Linked DNA regions of Homo sapiens: region 2 is linked to region 1. Evidence: read pairs that join two places in POLR2A ChIA-PET (ENCODE). Cell type or tissue: PC-9. All regions are shown on one strand. Links, peaks and the distances in the headings refer to the core of each region. The heading gives the core; the rest is flanking DNA.

The links. ChIA-PET counts read pairs that join two places held together with the same protein. Peaks named below come from ENCODE experiments on the same cell type or tissue, not always from the same donor. Only the 100,000 strongest peaks of a DNase experiment are listed, where the experiment ranks them.
Region 2: POLR2A ChIA-PET joins it to region 1 with 5 read pairs; 3 of 35 experiments call an interaction of 5 or more read pairs at or near these places.

Annotation. Positions count from the first base shown.
Region 1 is chr2:10,052,433-10,063,739 of GRCh38, forward strand. It overlaps CYS1 (cystin 1), which reads right to left. Exons shown (of 3, transcript NM_001037160.3): 3 at 4,041-6,526. The coding sequence ends at 6,421. KLF11 (KLF transcription factor 11) reads left to right here. Exons shown (of 4, transcript NM_003597.5): 4 at 1-2,404. The coding sequence ends at 75. Among named protein-coding and RNA genes, the nearest start is that of KLF11, 15 kb to the left of the region's middle. RefSeq lists enhancers at 5,158-6,101, 6,102-7,044, 7,903-8,765, 8,766-9,626, 10,783-11,307. In PC-9, for the core only: no CTCF peak of the experiment used is centred there; a DNase peak (open chromatin) is centred at 5,329; H3K4me3 peaks cover 1,123 bases.
Region 2 is chr2:9,916,910-9,928,216 of GRCh38, forward strand. It overlaps TAF1B (TATA-box binding protein associated factor, RNA polymerase I subunit B), which reads left to right. Exons shown (of 15, transcript NM_005680.3): 13 at 2,132-2,202; 14 at 2,689-2,911. Among named protein-coding and RNA genes, the nearest start is that of GRHL1, 29 kb to the right of the region's middle. RefSeq lists an enhancer at 519-1,020. In PC-9, for the core only: no CTCF peak of the experiment used is centred there; no DNase peak of the experiment used is centred there.

The sequences.
Region 1 (11,307 bases), core at 3,070-8,069:
GTTGGCAAGCTGAACAGAATCGCCTCTGCAGAGAGCCCGGGGAGCCCACTGGTGAGCATGCCAGCCTCTGCCTGAAAGGTCCATTAGGACATCACTCATGGGATTTTTAAAAAGCCTCTTTCCAGGAATGGAACTGATGGATTCCTCTCCCACTGCCTCACCCAAAAAAAACGGTCTTGGCGGCCTAGGGGAAGATCGGGGAGCTGGTTTTGATGAAAGTATGTTAACTTTTCTTTTCCACTTGGGACCCTGTTCAGTATCTTTTGTAGTTTCAGAAGTTTTTTTGTTTTGGTTTTTTTTTTAAAGAAATGGTAGAAAATTTGATAATCTGAATCACCAGCATTCAAACAAATATTTCGGCAATAAAGTTTACAAAATCTGGATTTTTACAACCTTTTCTATTGATGTTTTGTAGAAATAAGACAGGGTACTAATTTTTATACTGGTTTTTAGAAAAATATTTATATTGTTGGTGCTCAAATCACCAATTTCTAGCTAGATCATTTTGCAGCCTTCTTTTCAGTGTTTAATAACAAAGTTTTTCCTAATGGCCCTTCTTTTAGTAAACTGGACATGTTATTCCACTACAAAAACCACAAGTTATCTGGCCTTTTAGATCTTTTTGGAATCGGACCTGGTTGAGTAAGGACCTCTTAAAAGGGAAAAATAAATTTTGCCGTCAGCTTCTTCATAACGTTTTCAAGGAAATTCTAGGCAATCATTCCTGTCACCAAAGAACTAAAATTTTGGTTGACTGGAACTAGTGAGCTGTGTCCATGGTGTGTCATGAAGGATGTACCCCAGAGAGTAACATGAGCCACTGGGCAGATCCCAGGGACCAGTACTTGCTGCAGGATCTAGTCTGTAATAGTCTTGGCCATGGCTCTGCTGAAAGCAAGCCATTCAGTTTCTTGTTTGTACCTAAAACACCAAAAAAGAAACACTCAAATCCAGCTGCTTTGTCAATTGTCAGTTCTGACTCCTTTTGCTGTGGCCTTATCCGTACTATATTGTGGGTAGAGTAACTTCTCAGAAAAAAAGGAAATGTCTGTATTGGTTGGATGAAACTCCACCAGAGCACAGCTTAGCTGGGGCGAGATGCATGTGAAGGCAGGCAGTGCCAAGATTCCGCTTCCTTTGTTTGCCAAATACTAGAAACACAAGGAAATGCAAGTTACGCTAAATGGCAGTAATACTACCCAACTGCCTTTCTGTTCATTTTGTTTGAAGGAAATTGTTTTGACCAAACAGAAAATTACTTGGAATGGTGTGTTTTACAGTCTACCTAGAAAATAGATGGACAATATTTTTCAACTGTATGAGCACGTAGATAACCGAGAGAATGTGGCCACCTGTGTTCAAGAAGCCACTGATACTGGTTTTTGTTAAACATTGGAAGTTCAGGCAATGGAATAAATGTAGGAACATACAGAATGTTGCACTAATTTGGTAGCCTGGGAATTTTTTTTATTGTGCAGTATGTATTTAAATTTTGTCTATGTTAATTACCAGCATTTACCTTTATTTAAATGATGGTAAGGTGGAATATTGAATAAAATTAGGTTTTGTGTTTTGTTCTTTGTAGTCTGATAAAATCTCCACCTGGTCATTCATTGTGTGTGACTTGATACCTGTTAACTTGCCCCTTAGTATCAGCTGTTACTTGACACAAATGTGTGTGTTATTCAGAGGTTTTCAGTCTGGACACTCCATAGGTGAGTGTCGTGTCTTCGTGAGACAGCACAGTTGTCTCATGTTGTGCATAGTTCATGTTTCCTCACCACCCAGTCCTTTCTCCTGCTCATCAAAATCAGCATACACATTTTTGACTGTACACACTATAAATGGCATCAAATTTGGATATTTTTCTTAATTATGACATGCAAAGTAATGTGAGTCCTGCCAGTATTCTGGTGGATAAGGTCTTTTGAGTATTTGGTTGCTTGTCACAACATTCTCCAAGCAGTGATATTTCTAAAGAGGAGATACATGTTGAAAACGGTTTTAATTTACACTTCCATTTCCTGATTACATTTGGAAATACTTTGTGTAAACCATCCCCCTTCCACCTCCATTTGTCTGTTGAAAGATTTTAAGTTGGAAACAGTTCCTGTCTGAAAACTCTTCTGAGAACCACAAACCTTGTGTATGGATTCGGCATGGAGCCCTCAGCTGGCGGCTCTGGGTGCTGACGGCCGCTGGAGAGGTGGGCTCCCCTCGTGCACTTTATTGCCTGGGCAGTTTTGCTTGATCTTTTGTGACTTTGAGCCTTTTAAGTAGTTTGAATGATAAGACTTAAAATGTTTCATAATTATGTTTTATGTAACAGACTTTGACATTATTTAAACGAGCATGTGTAATGTAACTTTTCTCTTTGAATCATATAAAACTTGATTTTACATTGGATGTGTGTCCTGTGTCATTTAACTGTACCTGGTGGCCTAAGTATACCTAGAGACTTTTTGGAAGAATCTATAAAATTCATTGTGTATTGGCTCAAACTAAACTCTCCTCTTTGTTTTCTGGAGTTTTATTCTGTTTCTTTGGGTTCTTTGGAGGGTTCTTTCTGAAAAAAAATGTGTGAAGCGAGCTGAGTATGGTGGCTCACACCTCTAATCCCAGCACTTTGGGGAGTTGAGGCAGGAGGATTCCTTGAGCCCAGGAATTCGAGGCGGCTGTGAGCTATGATCATACCACTGCACCCTAGCCTGGGCAACAGAGCAAGACGCTGTCTCAAAAAGCCAACATGTGAAGTGGCCACTCTGGCAGTGGGTCTGGTCCAGACAGACCCAGTAGTGTGCCGGGTGACCCTGTGGCCGTCAGTGCTCGTGCCCTTCCTGTGCCAGGGGGTGGCTGCAAAGAGGTAGAATTGAAAGTGGTTTTCCAGCTACTCTGGAAGAAGTGCTTGGAAGTCTTCCATTATTTCCTTCCACCCCTGGCCCAGGATTGCAAAGTACATCATGGAGCCACAGGCTTCACTGTTCCTTCTTTTCCTTCCCAACTCTTAAAACTAAAGGCTGCCATATGTCCTCAGAAAACACAGCCCCTGCCCACCTCAGAAAGTCCGATTTGTCCCCAGGGGGTCCAGACCCTCACCACACAAAAGGTCTGATTACGGAGCCTCCTTCTAGAGGGAAGTATTAGAGCCGCAAGTGTGATTATCCCTCTCGTGGCAACTGACAAGACTTTTCTCCTGCCTCATTATTGCCAGAAAGGAAAAAGGAAAAAAAAAAAAAAAAAGCCACGGATTCTCTCTTCCGTGAGGTGCTTGGCTACACTTCGACAGCCTTATGCTCTCCCATGTGCTCACACGTGCACGAGCGTGCCCCACTGCTGGGAACAGAGAATGCTCTCACGGATCCACCAATCAATGTCAGCAGCAGGTGTCCAGGCAACGTGGGTGAGTGGGGACAAGTGGCCCTAGGTCTTTGGAACAGCAGAGGAAAGTGTCTTAGAAAGGGCTGTCTCAGGGAGGCGCAGGGAACCTGAGCCAACAGCAGCCGAGGGAGGAGGTCCCTTCCTGGGTGAGGCTAGGAGCCCACGGGCCGGTGAAGAGAGACTTGGGAACACACATGTCAGGAGGAGGGCAACAGCAGGACTCTGCTCCTTCCCTAAGAAAACACACCCAGCATTTCTCAGAGCCAGGGGTGGACAGTGTTTCCTCAGTTCCTGCGGCTTTGTAGCATCTTCGAGGAACTCTCATACTACAGAAACCAGAGACACATGGCCGGGTGTGGTGCCTCACGCCTGTATTCCCAACACTTTGGGAGGCAGAGGCGGGCGGATCACAAGGTCAGGAGTTCGAGACCAGCCTGGCCAATATGGTGAACCCTCCCGTCTCTACTAAAAATACAAAAAAATTAGCCAGGTGTGGTGGCGCATGCCTGTAATCCCAGCTACTCGGGAGGCTGAGGCAGGAGAATTGCTTGAACCTGGGAGGCGGAGGGTGCAGGGAGCTGAGATCGCGCCACTGCACTCCAGCCTGGGCAATAGAGTGAGACTCTGTCTCAAGAAAACTAAAAAAGAAACCGGGAGACACATTTGTGGTCACTTAAGATTTTTCCAGACAACAACGTGCGTCATTTTTGCCTTTGAGATGTGTTTCTTTCTGCCTCCATTCCAGCCACAGTCCCATCCTGGCAGTGAGCAAATCCCACACGCAGTTCTAGCAGGACGCTGAGGCTCAGCTGCAACATGGGGCAGCCAGGAAGATGCCTGAGGAGGTGCCAGGCACACAGGAGGCACTGGGACAGACTCGGGCCGGGCTGCAGGCTGCAGCAACGCCCACCCCTCTACTTCCAGGCACAGCCCCTCCGTCTCACAGGACAGAGACAGGGCCGGCTCAGCGGCTGGTACACACTGCTTTATTTGTTCTTTTTATTATTATTTTTAAGTTCACCTACAGCTGCAGTACACACACACCGCTTTATTTGGCTAGCTGCTATTCAGAAGACACTTCCTGAATTCAGGAAAAATTTTTTTAAAAACCTGAGAACAATTCCTGTGACTTCTTAGCTTTGATGAAGTGCATTTACTTTGACATTGATATAGCTTGTAACTACTTTTGGAATTTTTTTCCCCTAACACTTTGATCTCATTAAGGGTATTACACCTTTTCCACCAGAAAATGCAGAGGTATCATCTTTCTTGGAAACCAATTGAAAGCGTCCCATTTTAACAAAATGACATAAAATTACAAACATTTACATGTTTAAATTCAAAGCCTGATCCATCTGGTGGTAAGAAATGTTAACTTATTTTAAAAGATGTATTTGCATTATTAAAATATAGTAACGACTTCCATCTTTACATCAAAAGAAACGGGCTTGCATAAGCAATGGCTCCCAGCTCTGGGGAGGGTTTGAGCCACGCCCTTGCGGGGGCCGCTCCAAGCTCTGACTTCAAAAGTTGGAGTTTCCCAGCTGCGAACAGCTGGTCAAAGGCACTCTCAAAAGTTCAAGGAAATGCCCGTTTGCGGATGGCCGCAGCAGGCCTGTGGGGCTGGGGACAGCGCCAAGGAGCTGGCCGTTGGTTCCTGAGATGCTCCTGCTCTGCTGTGTTCTAAGGACCTGCGAGCTGGAGCTCTTCTCGGGAAAAAGAAAACGCTGGGGAGGCCTCCGTGTGGGCGGGTCAAGCCAGATAACCAGGCTTGTACTGGCTTCAGCAGAAGCCGCGCTGTTTCCTCCTTCCCCCTCTATCTCCTTCTTTCCCTTCTGTCTCCTCCTTCCCCCTCTGTCCTGATGCCCTGCAGGCTGCTGGGGAGGAGCCTGCCGCCTGCCTCCTGCCTCCCTAGACCGCTGTTCTCCCCACAGCTCTCCCCCGGAGCTGTCCCCCAGCAGGCCACACCTGGGCCCAGGCTCCAGACCTGCCCGCCCACACAGGAGTCCCCTCTAGCCGGAGCTCCGCCCCCTGTTCCCAGGGCGTCCTGGGCAGGTCAGTTTTCCCATCTGTCAACCAGGAACATTCCAAGGCTCTTCCTGCCTCACTGCTGTGGTTTCCCACCTTCCACCCAGGCAGGAAGAGAATTTAAAAGCCCCGCAGGCACTGGCCAGGCTGCCTGTGAGAGGGAGAACTGGAAAGCCAGTATCAGGCAGACCCTCTCCCGGTTGGACCTGGGCGCTGGCTCCCCGCAGGGAAGGCACTGCTGTGCCTGGGGCAGGGGACCAGCAGTGGCAGCAGTTCCAGATTGTCAGAGCTGGGGAGGGCCTCCAAGAGCTGCCAGAGCTGATTTTCCAGAGAGGGAAACTGAGGCCCAGAGAGGCAGTGACGAGCTCTACCTCCCACTGCAAGGCAGATCAGAGCTGGGGTTCTCGCTCCTCAAAGTGCAGTTGGGGCTTCGGAGCTCGGGCCTGGGCTGGGAGCTGGTTAGACGTACAGAACCTCAGGCCCTGCAAGTCAACAGCACCCCCAGGCTGCTCATTAGGGAGTTAAAGTTGAGAAGCACTAAGCTGACCCGGCCACCCCTGGAGAGATGGGCCCGAGACTGAGGGAGCAGCGCGGGTGCACCTTCCACAGCAGAACCTTCCGGAAGTGTTGTGGCGCGGATGCCAGGAGGGGCTCGCTTGTGTCACCTAGTCCTCGTGAGCCCTCCCCACTGTGGAGAGCGGGCAACCAAGAGGGGCACGCATTTCAGGCTCCAGAAGAACTGGGCAGGCTCCCCGCGTTGGGGAGGAGGCGCCGGCGGCCCAGGCCCACGCACCTGTGGGTCTACACAGCTAATCGCCCCCACCAGCAACCATGACCGCCAGTGGCTGGCCCAGGTCAGCGCGGTCTGAAAGTGGATTTGAAAGGGCAGCTTTGAATATCCGGGAGTGACTGCGTTTTGGAGGTGGTTCAGCTCCTGCTAGAGCTCTGTGCAAGCAGAGGGTGCCCCAGCCAGCAGGTGCCTCCGAGGCCTGGCGGGGGTGGAGCATGCTGTCCTCAGCGGCAGTACTCCCGCTCGATGCTCGCCATCAGCCCCTCTTCCGAGTGGTCGTAGGAGATGGCTGCCGGCCTCTCGGGCTTCTTGCGACCGCTGCCTGGGGCTCTGTGGGTCAGAAATGGGACAGGGCTGTCAGGAGGCAGGATGGTGCGTTCACACTCATTTCCCCTGGCCACCACAATGGCTCCTAGTGGGCCCATCCTGAAACCCAAACCGAAGTCTTTGCCCTGGGACACCCTGTGGCGCTCTCGCCCAGCACATATCCACCAGCAGGCTTCTACTGCGTCCGCTTCATCTCCCACAACGCTGAGCCCTCGCAGAGTGGAAGCCAGCACCTGCCCTGGTTGAGGGAGGACGGGCTCTGGGGTGGGAAGACCGAGCTTGAATCCCAGCTCTGCGGCTCACCCGCGCGCCTCAGGCAAGGCCAGTGTGTCTCCGAGCCTCGGTGTTTTTTCTCAAGCACGTAACTTTATTCATGAGTCGTTCTGAAGCATAAGATAATGCATGGGCAGCATGTGATGTGGAATCGAGCACACCACAGCCTTAATCAATGGGAATCACGGCCAGGCGCAGTGGCTCATGCCTGCAATCCTAGCACTTTGGGAGGCCCAGGTGGGCAGATCACTTGAGGTCAGGAATTCGAGACCAGCCTGGCCAACGTGGTGAAATCTCATCTCTACTAAAAATACAAAAATTATCCGGGTGGGGTGACGGGTGCCTATAATCCCAGCTACTCAGGAGGCTGAGGCAGAATGGCTTGAACCCAGGAAGTGGAGGTTGCAGTGAGCCAAGAATGAGCCTCTGCACTCCAGCCTGAGTGACAAAGTAAGACTCTGTCTCAAAAAAAATAAATAAAAAATAAAAGGGAATTACTGTCATGTTGGCTGCTTGCCGACATCGGTCCGTGCTTGTACCCTCTGGGGTCTCACAGGAGCTGCTCATTGTGGGGAACCACACGTTCAGGATCCCGCCAGTCCCTCAGCCCACCTGGCAGCCCAGCTGAGAGGGACCGAGACCAGAGCTCCTGCTCCTGCTGCCTGGGTTCCAGAAAGCGGCTGCGCCAGCCTGGACCCTGCTGGCTTGTCCTGCTCTCCCAGACCTTCTGGACTTTGTGTGGACACCTGGGTGGTGCTGACTGCCCCCGGACCTGCCACGGTTGTGTCGAAATGTGCAGACCTTTGCAGGAGGCAGTCCCGGGAGCCCAGGGCAGGGCATGAAGCCTCGGTCAGGCTGGGTGCTGCCTCCTGGAGATGCTGCCTCGGAAGGGGGTGTGCAGGTCTGCAGCTGACAGGGTCCAGGAGAGGCAGGCCAGCTGCCCACAGCCAGGTGTTGGATGCTGCCCTCCCAGTGGCCAGCCAGGGACTCTGGGCAATGGGAACACCGCCAACTGCTTTGCCACTTGCCAGACATTAGGGCTAGCCGCCCCCCATTTCCCGGCCTGGTTCCCCCTCTGCGAGCTTGGGGGGCTGGGCTGGATGGACTTAAATGTCCCTCTGACTACTCCCACTGATGCTCAGAGCACAGCCTCCGGGTCCCCGTCTGGCTCTCTGGGAACTCAGGGCAAGAGCTGGGCTCCTGGCACAGCCACTTGACTTCATCCCCCAGGAAGGATCGGCATCTAGCAGAGGGCCTCCAGGCGTCCAGGGGACACACTCCTCCCCTGTCCCGGAGACGTCATGCCCCTATTGACCAGCTGGCTCCAGGGACTATACTTATTAGCACTGCCCGCGGCCAGTGCGCAGAAACAGCTGCGTGGTCACTGTTGACGCCTGCAGGGCTCTTGGCACACTGCCTGTCTGTGAAAGCACTGAAGGCAATATGTGTTCCTTGCAGCCCTGAGACACAGTGGAAATGCAGACGTTCTGGAGCCAGGCAGATCTCACCTGGCTCTGCCACGCAGTCGCTGTGTGGCTGTGGGCAAGGCATGTACCAGGCCTCACGCCCCTGTGGATAAAACCCAGCAGCTACTCCACGAGTCCAGCCTGAGGGCTGGACCAGGCGCCATCTGCGGTGTGTCTACCACAGAGCTGGGCACTAAGGAAGCACTCAACAGAAGTCGCTGCGATGCTGTTAGTTTCGCAGTGGCTCATGCCTGGCCCGGCGCAGTGGCTCATGCCTATAATCCCCAGCACTTTGGGAGGCCGAGGCAGGTGGATTGCTTTGAGCTCAGGAGTTCGAGACCAGCCTGGCCAACATGGTGAAACCCCATCTCTACAAAGAGTACAAAAATTAGCCGGACATGGTGGCATGCGCCTGTAGTCCCAGCTACTCAGGAGGCTGAGGCTGGAGAATCACTTGAGCCTGGGAAGTGGAGTTTGCAATGAGCTGAAATTGCACCACTGCACTCCAGCCTGGACGACAGAACAAGACCCTATCTCAAAAAAGAAAAACCAACCAACCAAACAAACAAACAAAAAGGCAGAGTAAGGGACCAGCAAAGCACCCAGTACAGAGGAGAGACCCGGCCACTGCCCTTCCTGTTTCCCACCATCCTCCTGGGCTCACCTCCCCTGAGGATTGTTGGGAAGAAGAGAAATGGGCACGGGACGCCCAGACACCCTCAAGGGCAACAGGATCTCCTGGCCAACAGGAATCCCAAGCAGCACTTCTGGACCTGGGGACCCCCACAGGAATAAAAGCCCCTCTGGGCTCACCAGGCAGCCCCCTGCTTGCCTGTGGATGTGAAGCTGAGCCCTGGGGGAGGTGGCTGTCCAGATTCACACAGCCATTCTCCTCACTCGTCCTGTCTCACTCAGCACCCGACATGCCCTGTAGGTGGAATCTTGGGGAGAAAGGAGAGCAGGGACTGGCGCAAGGGAAGCTGACGGGCAGCCCTGGGGCTAGGGTGAGTAGGACGGTAGGCAGTCCTGGGTCTGTGAGAGGTCAGGCTCCACTGGGCTCCACAGCCACCCCTGCCCTGTCTGCCTGGCAACACTCCACCAACACCGTGGGGCAATTTGTGGGGCTTAGAGAGCCAGGTGGGGCCATAAGCTCTTTCTTTCCCCTGCTTGGGTGGGGGCACACAGATAAAAGGGAAAAATTGATCCTAAAGGGATTCTTGGGAAGTCTCACCACTCTTGAGGGAGTCAAGAAATGAATTTTTGTTTAAATTCTCATTTACTGTCAGGTTTTCCATCAGCAGGGACTCCTAAAGTCATGCTTTTTTTTTTTTTAGACAGGATCTTGCTTTGTCACCCAGGCTGAAATGCAGTGGCAGGATCACGGCTCACCATATCCTCCACTTCTCAGGCTCAAGCCATCCTCCCACCTCAGTCTCCTGAGCAGCTGGGACCCCAGGCATGTGCCACCACGCCTGGCTAATTTTGGTACTTTTGTGGAGACGAGGTCTCCCTATGTTACCCAGGCTGAAAGTCACAAATTTCTTAAAAGAAAAAGACCTTTCCAAGGAAAATCACTCCAAGAAAAGAAACCAATACGCTTCTCCAGAGAGAACAAATCCATTGTAATTGGGCCTCAGAAACCCACATGTTAAATGAGGCAAGAACATTTGTGTTATTCTACTGGGTCTAGAATTTTCTCTTTTTTTCTTTTTTTTTTGAGATGGAGTTTTGCTCTGTCACCCAGGCTGGAGTGCAGTGGCGCACTCTGCGATCTCGGCTCATTGCAACCTCCCCATCATGGGTGCAAGGGATTCTCCTGTCTCAGCCTCCCAAGTACCTGGGAATACAGGCACGTGCCACCACTCCCGACTAATTTTTATGTATTTTTAGTAGAGATGGGGTTTCACCATGTTGGCCAGGCTGCTCTTGAACTCTTGACCTCAGGTGATCTGCCCACCTCAGCCTCCCAAAGTGCTGGGATTATAGGTATGAGCCACTGCGCCTGGCTGGGTCTAGAATTTTCTAGAATCTGCCGCCTCTCCAACCTGGGGAAATACTGCCTTGGATCTCAGTTTACTCACTAGGAAAATGGGGAGGAGTAACCTCTCTCACCAATACCGTAATGTGTCTGGCCCAAGGCCTGGCTTACAGTGGGTACTCAACAAGCATTTGCAGAATGAACAGTAAGTGAATTTCAGCAGCAGCTGCAGACAGAAGTTTCTAGAACCCCTATGTTCCCCTCCATGAGCCCCTGGGCTTCCACTAGCCCTTCCTTACAGACTTCAGGTCAGGATGGCCCAGCCAAAAGCTCAGGGAAGCAGCGACTTCCTCCCGCATGGCTGCTTCCCTCTGCTGCTTCCGCAGGGCCCTCCCGGGGGAAGGACCTGGCGTTGTCAGGATGGTCAGGACTGGGGTCAAGGCCCACACGCCCCAGGCTGACATTAAACAATCCTGTCAATAAGCGTCTATGAAATGCTACCATGTGCCTGGAGCTATGAGGGCCCAGAGGCGAATCTGATTCCTTCTGTGATGAGGCCTGGAGAGAAGAGAGGGGACAGGGCAGGACCACATCACGTGGACCTACTACAGGAGAGGCCACATGTGGGAGGGGCTGGGAAGTTGCACCATGCGGGAGGAGGGACACTAGTTTGACCAGGAAGGGGATAGAGTATGAGGGGGAGATGTTTAAACTGTGCTTTGAAGGGTTTCTTCTTCGATATTTTATTATGAAAAATTTCAAACATACTGAAAAGTTAAAATTTGTAGATTCAACAATTAAGTTCAACTTTGCTATATTTACTTTATCACGTACTTATTTACTTCTTCATCTGATTTTCTGATGCATCCCAGAGTCAGCTGCAGACATTAGCACCTCCACCCTGAAACACCATTGGAAGGACCCTGCCTGGGAGGGTGAGGGTGACACTGGAGGGAGGAGATTGAAGGGCGGGACACTGTTGCAGCCACAGGGTGAGGCACTGGTACCCAAGAGCTGCACGCTGGGGGGCTGAGACTGGCCTGCAGGGTCCACGGCTGCCACGGGAG
Region 2 (11,307 bases), core at 4,134-9,133, 130 kb before region 1:
GATCTCGGCCCACCGCAACTTCCGCCTCCCGGGTTCAAGCAGTTCTTCTGCCTCAGCCTCCCAAGTAGCTGAGATTACAGGCATGTGCCACCATGCCCAACTAATTTTGTATTTACTAAAGAGACGGGGTTTCTCCATGTTGGTCAGGCTGGTCTCAAACTCCCAACCTCAGGTGATCCTCCCACCTCAGCCTCCCAAAGTGCTGGGATTACAGGCATGAGCCACTGCGCCCGACTCCTTTCTGTTCTTAACATTTAATATCATTGCAGAAATTCAAAATAAAAAGTCAACATCTGTTTTATGTATAGTCATGATTTTACTGACTTGATCAAGTATTTTTTAAAATTCTTGAAAAAATCAGTTCTTAAATCGGTTAAAATGATTATTTGCTAAATGATATTACTAAAATATTGTTAAAAATGTGTGCTTTTATATACGTATTACTTCCTAGTATTAAAAATAAATGGTGAGAAATTATTATAGATGCTACAGATTTTTAAAATATTTGTATTTCTGGCTTCCTATTTTTAATCTGTTTTTCTGGAAAGTTCACAGATATTTCTTGAGTATCTACTAGCCAGGCACTTTGTCAAGTACTAATAATAATTCTAATTATTGTATAGGATTTAAAGAACCAATACATACAGCATCTTATTCTTCAGAATAACCCTGTGAAAGTAGAGGATAAGTTTAGAGATGCTAAATTCATTTCTTTGTTCATTTATTCACCCAATTATTCTTCAACAAATGTTTAAATGAGTTCCTACTCTCTACCACTCCCTGACAACACTAGGGGCATAAGGATGGCTGAGACAGTCTCTGCCTTTAAGAACCTCCATAATTTGTCATTCAAGGTCATGCCACTAGAAAATGGTGGAGCCGGCCGGGCGCGGTGGCTCACGCCTGTAATCCCAGCACTTTGGGAGGCCGAGGCGGGCGGATCACGAGGTCAGGAGATTGAGACCATCCCGGCTAAAACGGTGAAACCCCGTCTCTACTAAAAATACAAAAAATTAGCCGGGCGTAGTGGCGGGCGCCTGTAGTCCCAGCTACTTGGGAGGCTGAGGCAGGAGAATGGCGTGAACCCGGGAGGCGGAGCTTGCAGTGAGCCGAGATCCCACCACTGCACTCCAGCCTGGGCGACAGAGCGAGACTCCGTCTCAAAAAAAAAAAAAGAAAATGGTGGAGCCAGGTCTTCTGATTCAGTACTCTTTCTTGTTGCCACAGTGTCTTTCAAAATAAGAAAATGGCCTGGGATTAAGAAGAAGGTGGATTTTTAAAATTATTATAAGTTATGAAAGTTCTCTGCTCTAGGGAACACAGAAATAATAAAAATGAGACCAAGAATGAACCTTGTTGTCTTTGTTCCAGAGCAGCAGCGTCTGCTTGGCAAAGTTTAGCAACAGCCACTAGAACTAGAAATAGAACATGTCACTTCCTTTTGGAGTCTGGAACTGATCACCCTCATCTGTAGGAACCTTAGATGGCTCTTAGTGTTTGTCCTGGAGGGAACCCCAAGAGCCAGAGCAATCCAGGATCCCCATTTTACAGTGGAAACTCCCTGGCCATCCTTCCCTTGGCAAGAATAGGCTGAGTCAGAACAGGGACTACTGGGACTGTGTCATCCTGGAATCCAGTCTTTTCCTCTCCTTTACACCAGGAATAGAATAGATTTCCTGGCATCAGATGCCAGAGAGACGCATTTACTGTTCACTGTGTGTAAGTTATCAGAATCAGAAGTACTACTAACAACTCTCAGCAAAAAGGCATTGGGACAAAGGCAATGAGGAACAGTTGTTTCTGAGGTAGCTTCACTTTATGAGAATGAGCAGCAAGGGAAATTTATGGTGAAGGAAACAGTTTCTATGTTTTTTGTATAATTAATAGCTTCTTCAAGATGTCACAGCATCTGGGTGGCTTTTGAGAGGAGCACACCATTCTCTTGGCCTGGGCTGTTGGTCAGTGGTTCCTTCTAGGGCCTAAGTTCAATAGGCAATATAGACATGTGCCAGTAGGCCATTCCAAGCCAGAGCTATAACGAAATATCAGAAATCTCAGATAGTGCTTCAGACAATGTGTTTATGTCCGTTTCATCTCCGTCCTGCTCCAGCTGTTTCTTTACCTTGTACAGGTACCTGTGGAAAAGTGAAAAGCCACTCTACTACTCATTTGTCGACAAACCAGTAGCATATAAAAAAAGAGGTAAGTCAAATTTTGTCTTTTTAATACCAAGTAGCAACACAGTTGTAGAAAAATTAAATATCTGGACTTGAAATGTTGAATGCTTAAGTTTTTTACTTTTTTTAAACAAATGTTCCAGGGCACATGTACATCCAAAGGAGCATCATACTCTGCAAGAAATCTCTGCAGGAATCTACTTCAGGAATATGTCGTTCTTCAAAACAGAGCCTCAGTTCCTGCCAAAATCTAAAATCCTAAATCGTTATGATTTTGGAAATTCTTTGCTTATAGAATTCCTTTTAGACTGTACATTCTTTTTGAAGTAAGGTTTCCCCCATGCACCTCATCCAGTTTCATTTTCCCTTAACGTTATCCTGTTACATTACTGTGGTACATCTGCGAAAACTAAGGAACCAATATTGGTACATTCCTATCAAGTAAATTCCAGGCTTTATTTGTGATTTAACATTACTTGTTATTTTGTTTCCTTTTTTTCTCCGGTTCCAGAAATGGTGGTGAATCTACAGAAACAATTTAGCACACTGGTCGAGTCAACAGCAACTGCTGGAAAAAAAAGCCCTTCAAGTTTTCAGTTCAACTGGACTGAAGAGGACACTGATAGAACGTGTTTCCATGGACACAGCCTTCAGGGAGTCCTGAAAGAGAAAGGCCAATCACTGCTGACTAAGAATTCATTATATTGGCTTAGTACACAGAAATTCTGCAGATGGTAATAATGCTTTTAGAAAAAGTCACATATAATTGAAGTAGTTGACTGTATAAGAGCCAGATAGGTTTTTTGTTGGAATTAGAAGCTGGTGAGCTTAAAGTCACGAAAATCAGAATTATACATTGAGTCTTGTGTAGGAGTTCTAGGAAAGCTGGTAAAAATCAAGAAAGAGGATACAGGGCAATTAGCACAAACTATCCCCTCTAGCTAAATTAACCTGCAGTGTGGCAGGCAAGCAATAGAAGTGGCTGTAAATGCTGATCAGGAGAATGTGCTGTATTTTTTAGTACATATCACTTCTCTGAGTCAGTTACCTTTATCATGTCTTTCTACCTCTTAATACTTCCTTAAGTATTTCCTAAAAATAAGGATATTCTCTTAAGTGACCACAGTACAGTTATCAAACTCAGGAAACTTAATACTGATACGATACCTTTATCTCACCCACAGTCCATATTCCAATTTTCTCATTAGACCCCCAGTGTCCTTTTATAGCAGGATCAAGTTCAGGAGTAGGTATGGCATTGATTGATTTTATCTCTTCGGTCTCCTTTAATCTGATTGTCCCTCAGCCTTTCTTTGTCTTTCATGACATTGAGCTGTATTTTTCAGAAATGTCAGTGATGTTACACAATGTTTCTGAGTATGGTTGTGATGGTTCCTCATGTTTAGATTCAGGTTCTGCATCCCTGGCCAAAACAAGTGCCGTGTCCTCCTCAGGGTATCATTTCTCAGGGTATGGCGTCTGTAGACTGGGGCGGGGGGCGGGGGGTCCATTTGCCCCTCAGGTGTTAATAGTGATCACCCAGTCAAGGTGCTGTGTCGTTTTTCCACAGTGTAGTTACTATGTTTCCCCTTACAACTAATAAAAAATCTGCAGGGAGATACTTGGTCAGTGAAATACTCTGATCTTCATTCAACTTTGTCCCCTTGATTTCATGTTTTATGTTCTGTCCTCGTATCTGTCGAGTGTGGGCATGTGAAGTCTAGAAAACAACACGCGCTTTTATGGTTATTGGGTCTGGATAAAATAGGACTAAAGATGGGAAGCTGCACTGAGGAGAGGAATCTGTGTAGGACATAGTGGAAAACTTGTATGTCTAAATAGTAAGACACAGGCTTTTGACTTCATCAGGTTTAATTAATGATCGGCTCTGTGGCATACTGGCTCTTAGACTTCCGGCTTAGTAATAGGCTGCCTTCTTATTTTTGCTTTATTTTTTCAGAAGAGTTATATATTCCCTATAAACGGTCGATATTGGAATAATACAGTGTAAATTCTTAAGTAATTTATGAGGTCTTGCTGTGTCACCCAAGCTGGAGTACAGTGGCACGATAATGGCTCACTGCAGCCTCAACTTCCTAGGCTCAAGCAATCCTCCCACCTCAGCCTTCCAAGTAGCTGGAACTACACGTGTGCACCACCATACCCAGCTAATTTTTTATTTTTTGCAGAGACGAGGGTCTCCCTATGCTGCCCAGGTTGGTCTCAAATGCCTGAGCTCAAGCAGTCCTCCTGCCCCAGCCTCCCAAAGTGCTGGGATTACAGGTGTGAGCCACTGCGCCCAGCCATCTATTTTCATATGACTCAGAAAATTTCCTCAGGCAGTAGATAGTGAAGAACATATTACTCCCCAGAGCACATTCGTTTTTCTTTAATTGTACTGAAAATCAACTCCAAAAGTATTTTTTGAGTACTTGATAAAAATAAGTCATTATCCTAAGTCCTAGATAGATACAAAGGTAACTCAGGAAGTTTGTTTTCCAAGTCCACTTGAAGAGAAGATTTTTTTAATAAGAGTATGTTTTCCCCACTTTCCTTCTGTAGTGTCTTAATAGCTGTAGAGAGGAGTATATGGATTAAAAATTACAGAGATAATCAGTGGGGTATACAGGTGTTTACCATAAAATTCTTTCAACTTTGCTGTATGATTGAAATTTTTTATAATAAAGTTTGAGGAGAAAAACTAAAAAGATTCAGGCTATGCCATGAAGTTTTTTTCTCCTTGCCTATTTTAACTTTTAGTTCCGTTTTATATAATAATAGCGAAAAGGCCATTCAATAAAATAGTTCTGTGACTTTGAAGTTACTTTACCTTTCAGTGTCTTCCTGTTAAAAATAAAAAGACTAGACTAATATTCCCTCACTAAAGTTCTCAGTAATTAACGTGTGAAAAATAAAAGCATAAAGGCTTTTCTCATTGTGACTATATTTAAAGTAATCTCATCCCCATATTGACATAGAAATTGCCCAAGAGGAAATTTTCTAGTAGCTAAGAGGACTTGCTATAGAATCATAGAATCGGGCTGTTTCTATCCTAAGTCTGCCACTTGCTAATTGTAGGAAGGTTACTCACTTCTCTACAGCTGTGCTGACCCAGTTGTAAATGTGGGGATAATACTGATCTTTTCCTCTTCTCAAAACCTTCAGTGGCTCCCATCTCATTGAAAGGAAGACCCAAAAAACATTGTGGAGCCAACACGGCCCTCTTGACCTTCCCTCTGCTGTCCTCTGACCTCCTTGCTGTCACCCTATGTTCAGAGTGACCTCCCAGCTGCTCCTTGAGCTTACCAGACACTCCCCACATGGGCCTTTGTACCTGCTCTGCCTCCTGCCTAGAATGTTCTTTCCCCCATGTATCCACATGGGCTCACTTCTTTCAGGTTTTTGCTCAAATTTCACTTCCTTGGAGAGATTTTTCTCAGCCATCCTGCCTAAAATAGCACCAATCATTCCCCCAACACCCCTCATTATTCTCTGTCCCCTGGCCTATTTCATTTTTCTTTGTAGTTTTCATCACTATTTAATAGAATATATTATTATATATTTATTTTGCTTATTTATCCATCTCCCCACACTAGAATGTAAGGGCCTTGAGAATGTAAGGACTACTAGAATGTAAGGAGGACTCTGTTTTATTTAATGAAAAATCCCAGCGGCTAGACCAGGGCCTAGCACAGACTAGGTGCCCACCAAGTATTTATTGAATGAATGAATGGAAAATAGGGCCTACCCCAAGTTCTTGTGAGAATTGAATGAGGTATTTGATGTGTGTCACATAGTAAGTACTCAATCAAACATAAGTATGACCATTATTATTTTAAACAAAGCTAATTTTCTGTTAACTAATGTTATTTCCTGGTCTGGGCTTGGTGGCTCCACCTGTAATCCTAGCACTTAGGGAGGCTGAGGCAGGTGGATCACTTGAGTCCAGGAGTTCGAGACCAACCTAGCCAACATGGCAAAACCCTGCCTCTACTAAAAATACAAAATTAGCCGGGTGTGGTGGTGCACGTGTATAATCTACTCGGGAGGCTGAGGCATGAGAATCACTTGAACCCGGGAGGCATTGGTTGCAGTGAGCTGAGAGCACACCACTGCACTCCAGCCTGGGCGACAGAGCAAGACTCCATCTCAAAAAAAAAAAAAAAAAAATTATTTCTTAAGTTGGTATCAATCAAAGATAATTGAACTGTAGAAAATACAGTGGGAGATGATAAAGTTGTCTATATTAAGATTTGCTGCTTAAAAAAAAAGTTGAGCTGCATCTACAACGATTAAAGAGTGGCACTGTTGGCCGGGCACGGTGGTTCACACCTGTAATCCCAGCACTTTGGGAGGCCAAGGCGGGCAGATCACCTGAGGTCTGGAGTTCGAGACCAGCCTGACCAACATGGAGAAACCCCTGTCTCTACTAAAAATACAAAATTAGCTGGATGTGGTGGCGCATGCCTGTAATCCCAGCTACTTGGTAGGCTGAGGCAGGCGAATCACTTGAACCCAGGAGGTGGAGGTTGCAGTGAGCCGAGATCACGCCATTGCACTCCAGCCTGGGCAACAAGAGCGAAACTCTGTCTCAAAAAAAAAAAAATTGATTTAAGAGTGGCACTGCTTAATAGCAGCCACGGGGAAAGGCCAGAACCCCAACCCAGGGTCAGCGCCATGTCTGAGGTAATCGATTCCTTTGCATTGGTCATGTCAATGATTTTCAGATTTTATCCTGAAGAGGAGAAAGAGTTATAGTCCCCAGTGAAGAGTGCTTGCCCACAACTCCAAGTGAAGACATGGTGTGCCATGCCCTGCCTCCTCCAGCTGCAGAGTTGGTCCTGAGCAGCTTATGTCGTGATCCGTACCTTTGTGCTTTTTCACAGGGCAGGAGGGTGGATTGTGGATTATCTCAGATTTAATACTGCAGTATAATGCAGTGAGTTATACATAGAGCTTAGTATAGTCAGCGATGAAACTGCTGAGATTTTTTTCTCTGCATGAAGTATAAAACTAAATTCTAACTGTATGAAGTTTCAGTGATACCATGACTTTAGGCACCAAACTTATCTGTCAACCTTACCTGTTCTAGACCAGAGCCTAGAACTGCAGAGGAAGCAAAAAAGGCTTCAGCTGGGCAGTAAAAATGCCACAGAGACCGTGACTAAAACTCAGCCTTTTTTCTCAGAGAGCCCCTTAGCCCCTCGCTCAGAGCCCCTGACTCTGCCCTTAGGCTGAGTTGTCTGATTTCCAAACTCCTCATCATCAAAGAAACAAAAGGAGAGGTCTGAGAAGCACTCTGCTGATAGACATCTTGACGGCAAACATAAATGACACCCTTTGACAACAATAGGGGAGCCAACATCAGAATCCAAAGCAGACAGAGCTCCAGTCGCAGAGCCTGAAGTTCATGGCTCCATGCCACTAAATAAGGGGACCACATCCCTGCTTCAGCACAGCACCTGTCCTAAGACGCTGTGTGCCTTCGTGGTGGGTTTTATTAGCATGTTTTCTAATGTTTCTACAATAAAAACAGGCAACTGTAATAATATCATTGTAAAGGCTAAAATATGCCGAATATGCTCTAAGACAACCATTGAAAATGATTACAATGAAAAGTGATGCTTATGAGAGCAAATATTTAGCTATGTATCGAATTTTGTTAGGCAGAAGGACTCATTTCTGAGTGTTCAGAAGAAACAAAACATTTGCTGTAAAATTGTGAAAACACTCAGAGCTTGGGAACTAAGCAGAGAAAGGCCACAAGAGTACTTCAGGTATGGGAGGCTGTTTATTCTTCCTAGCTGAGGCAGAGTTAACAATTTCAATGAATTGAAATGCCCTTACTATTCCTCCAATTGTTATAACAGTTGGCTAGGTCAGAAGACCTGACTTCTTGTAGGTGGTGGCCGTCACCTCCCTGGGAGTTCCACAGATGAGGCAGAGCAGTGGTCTTTAGTTGTATTCCACAGGAAATGGAAGTGCTTTGGCAGCCCCACAAAAATGTGATTTTAATTTTTTAAAAATTATTTTTTAACTATTTTTTTAAACTATAGTGAAAAAACAGTACTCAGGCCGGGCAGGGTGGCTCACACCTGTAATCCCAGCACTTTGGGAGGCCGAGGTGGGCGGATTACGAGGTCAGGAGATCGAGACCATCCTGGCCAACATGGTGAAACCCCATCTCTACTAAAATACAAAAAATTAGCCGGGCATGGTGGTGCATGCCTGTAGTCCCAGCTACTCAGGAGGCTGAGGTAGGAGAATGGCATGAACCCGGGAGGCGGAGCTTGCAGTGAGCCAAGATTGTGCCACTGCACTCCAGCCTGGGTGACAGAGTGAGACTCCGTCTCAAAAAAAAGAAAAGTGTAAGTACTGTTATTTTTTTCCGTTTTACAGATGAGAGAACCAAGAGTAGTTACCCATAGTCACAGCTAATGGGTGGCAGAGGGTTTTGTTTGGTTGGTTGATTGGTTTTGGGTTTTTTTGTTTTGGGGTGTTTGTTTTTTTTTTGAGACAGAAGCTCGTTCTGTCACCCAGGCTAGAGTGCAGTGACACAATCTTGGCTCACTGCGACCTCCCTGGGTTCAAGCGATTCTTGTGCCTCAGCCTCCCGAGTGGCTGCTACTACAGACATGCGCTACCACCCCTGGCTAATTTTTGTATTTTTAGTAGAGACGGGGTTTCATCATGTTAGTCAGGCTGGTCTCAAACTCCTGACCTCGTGATCTGCCCGCCTCGGCCTCCCAAAGTGTTGGGATTACAGGCATGAGCCACTGTGCCCAACCAAGTGGCAGAGTTTTATGGTGCAAACATAGACATTCAGGAATTTAGGGCCGTATATATTATGTAAATCATAATATCTCAATGTCTATAGCTTCTATATGTTATTTCTTTACTTGCTTTTTAAAGTTGATAATGGGAAATTTCTGGTATACTCAGAAGTAGAGTAGTATAAAGAACCCCCCGTCTCTGTCACTCAATCTCAGCAACTGTGACATGGCAAGACTTGCTTCACCCAGGCTCCAGCTTACTCTACCCCTCTGCCCCCCATTATTTGGAAACAGATCTCAAACATCATATTTTTTAAAGTAAAACCATAATACCATTAATCAGATATAAAAAATTAAGTCATTTCTTAATATTCTCCAATATGCAGTCAGTGATTAGATTTTTCCCTATTGTCATAAAATTTTTTAAATGAGTTTAACTCAGAATCCAAATCAGGCCCATATATTGCAAGTGGTTGACATGGCTCATAAGTGTTTCAGTTCTTAAGGCCCCACCTCTTTATCTCTCTCTTTTTTCTTCTTACAATGTACTTACTGAGTAATCCTGGTCATGTGTCCCATACAATTTCTCATAGTCCAGATTTTGTGTATAGACAGTGCCATATGATGCCATCTAACCTCTTCCTCTATCCCTGGATAGCCTATATGTTGATGTAGTTAGTTTGAGATTGGCAGTTATGGCCAGGTGCGGTGGCTCATGCCTGTAATCTCAACACTTTGGGAGGCTGAGGTGGGTGGATCACCTGAGGTCAGGAGTTCGAGACCAGACTGGCCAACATGGTGAAACCCCATCTCTACTAAAAATACAAAAATTAGCCGGGCATGGTGGTGCATGCCTGTAGTCCCAGCTACTTGGGGGGCTGAGGCAGGAGAATCACTTGAACCTGGGAGGCAGAGGTTGCAGTCAGCGGGGTGAGACTCTGTCTCAAAAAAAAAAAAAAAAAAGAGAGATTGGCAGTTAACATTAGTTAGAGATTTGATCAGATTCAGGTTTAACTTTTTTTTTATATATATACTTTAAGTTCTAGGGTACATGTGCACAACCTACAGGTTTGTTACATAGATACATGTGCCATGTTGGTTTGCTGTACCCATCAACTGGTCATTTACATTAGGTATTTCTCCTAATGTTGTCCCTCCCCCTGCCCCCACCCCACGACAGGCCCCAGTGTGTGATGTTCCCCGCCCTGTGTCCAAGTGTTCTCATTGTTCAATTCCCACTTATGAGTGAGAACATATGGTGTTTGGTTTTCTGTCCTTGTGATAGTTTGCTCAGAATGATGGTTTCCAGCTTCATTCATGTCCCTGCAAAGGTCATGAACTCATCCTTTTTTATAGCTGCATAGTATTCCATGGTGTATATGTGCCACATTTTCTTAATCCAGTCTATCATTGAAGGACATTTGGGTTGGTTCCAAGTCTTTGCTATTGTGAATAGTGCCACAGCAAACATACATGTGCATGTGTCTTTATAGTAGCATGATTTATAATCCTTTGGGTATATACTCAGTAAGGGGATCACTGGGTCAAACTGTATTTCTAGTTCTAGATCCTTGAGGAATTGCCACACTGTCTTCCACAATGGTTGAACTAGTTTACAGTCCTACCAATAGTGTGAAAGCATTCCTGTTTCTTCACATCCTCTCCAGCACCTGTTGTTTCCTGACTTTTTATTGATTGCCATTCTAACTGGTGTGAGATGGTATCTCATTGTGGTTTTGATTTGCATTTCTCTGATGGCCAGTGATGATGAGCATTTTTTCATGTGTCTGTTGGCTGCATAAATGTCTTCTTTTGAGAAGTGTCTGTTCATATCCTTTGCTCACTTTTTGATGGGGTTGTTTTTTTCTTGTAAATTTGTTTAAGTTCTTTGTAGATTCTGGATATTAGCCCTTTGTCAGATGGGTAGATTGAAAAAATTTTCTCCCATTCTGTAAGTTGTTCACTCTGATGGTAGTTTCTTTTGCTGTGCAGAAGCTTGTTAGTTTAATTAGGTCCCATTTGTCTATTTTGGCTTTTGTTGCCATTGCTTTTGGTGTTTTAGTCATGAAGTCCTTGCCCATGCCTATGTCCTGAATGGTATTGCCTAGGTTTTCTTCTAGGGTTTTTATGGTTTTAGGTCTAACATGTAAGTCTTTAATCCATCTTGAATTAATTTTTGTATAAGGTGTAAGGAAGGGATCCAGTTTCAGCTTTCTACATATGGCTAGCCAGTTTTCCCAACACCGTTTATTAAATAGGGAATCGTTTCCCCACTTCTTGTTTTTGTCAGGTTTGTCAAAGATCAGATGGTTGTAGATGTGTGGTGTTATTTCTGAGGCCTCTGTTCTGTTCCATTG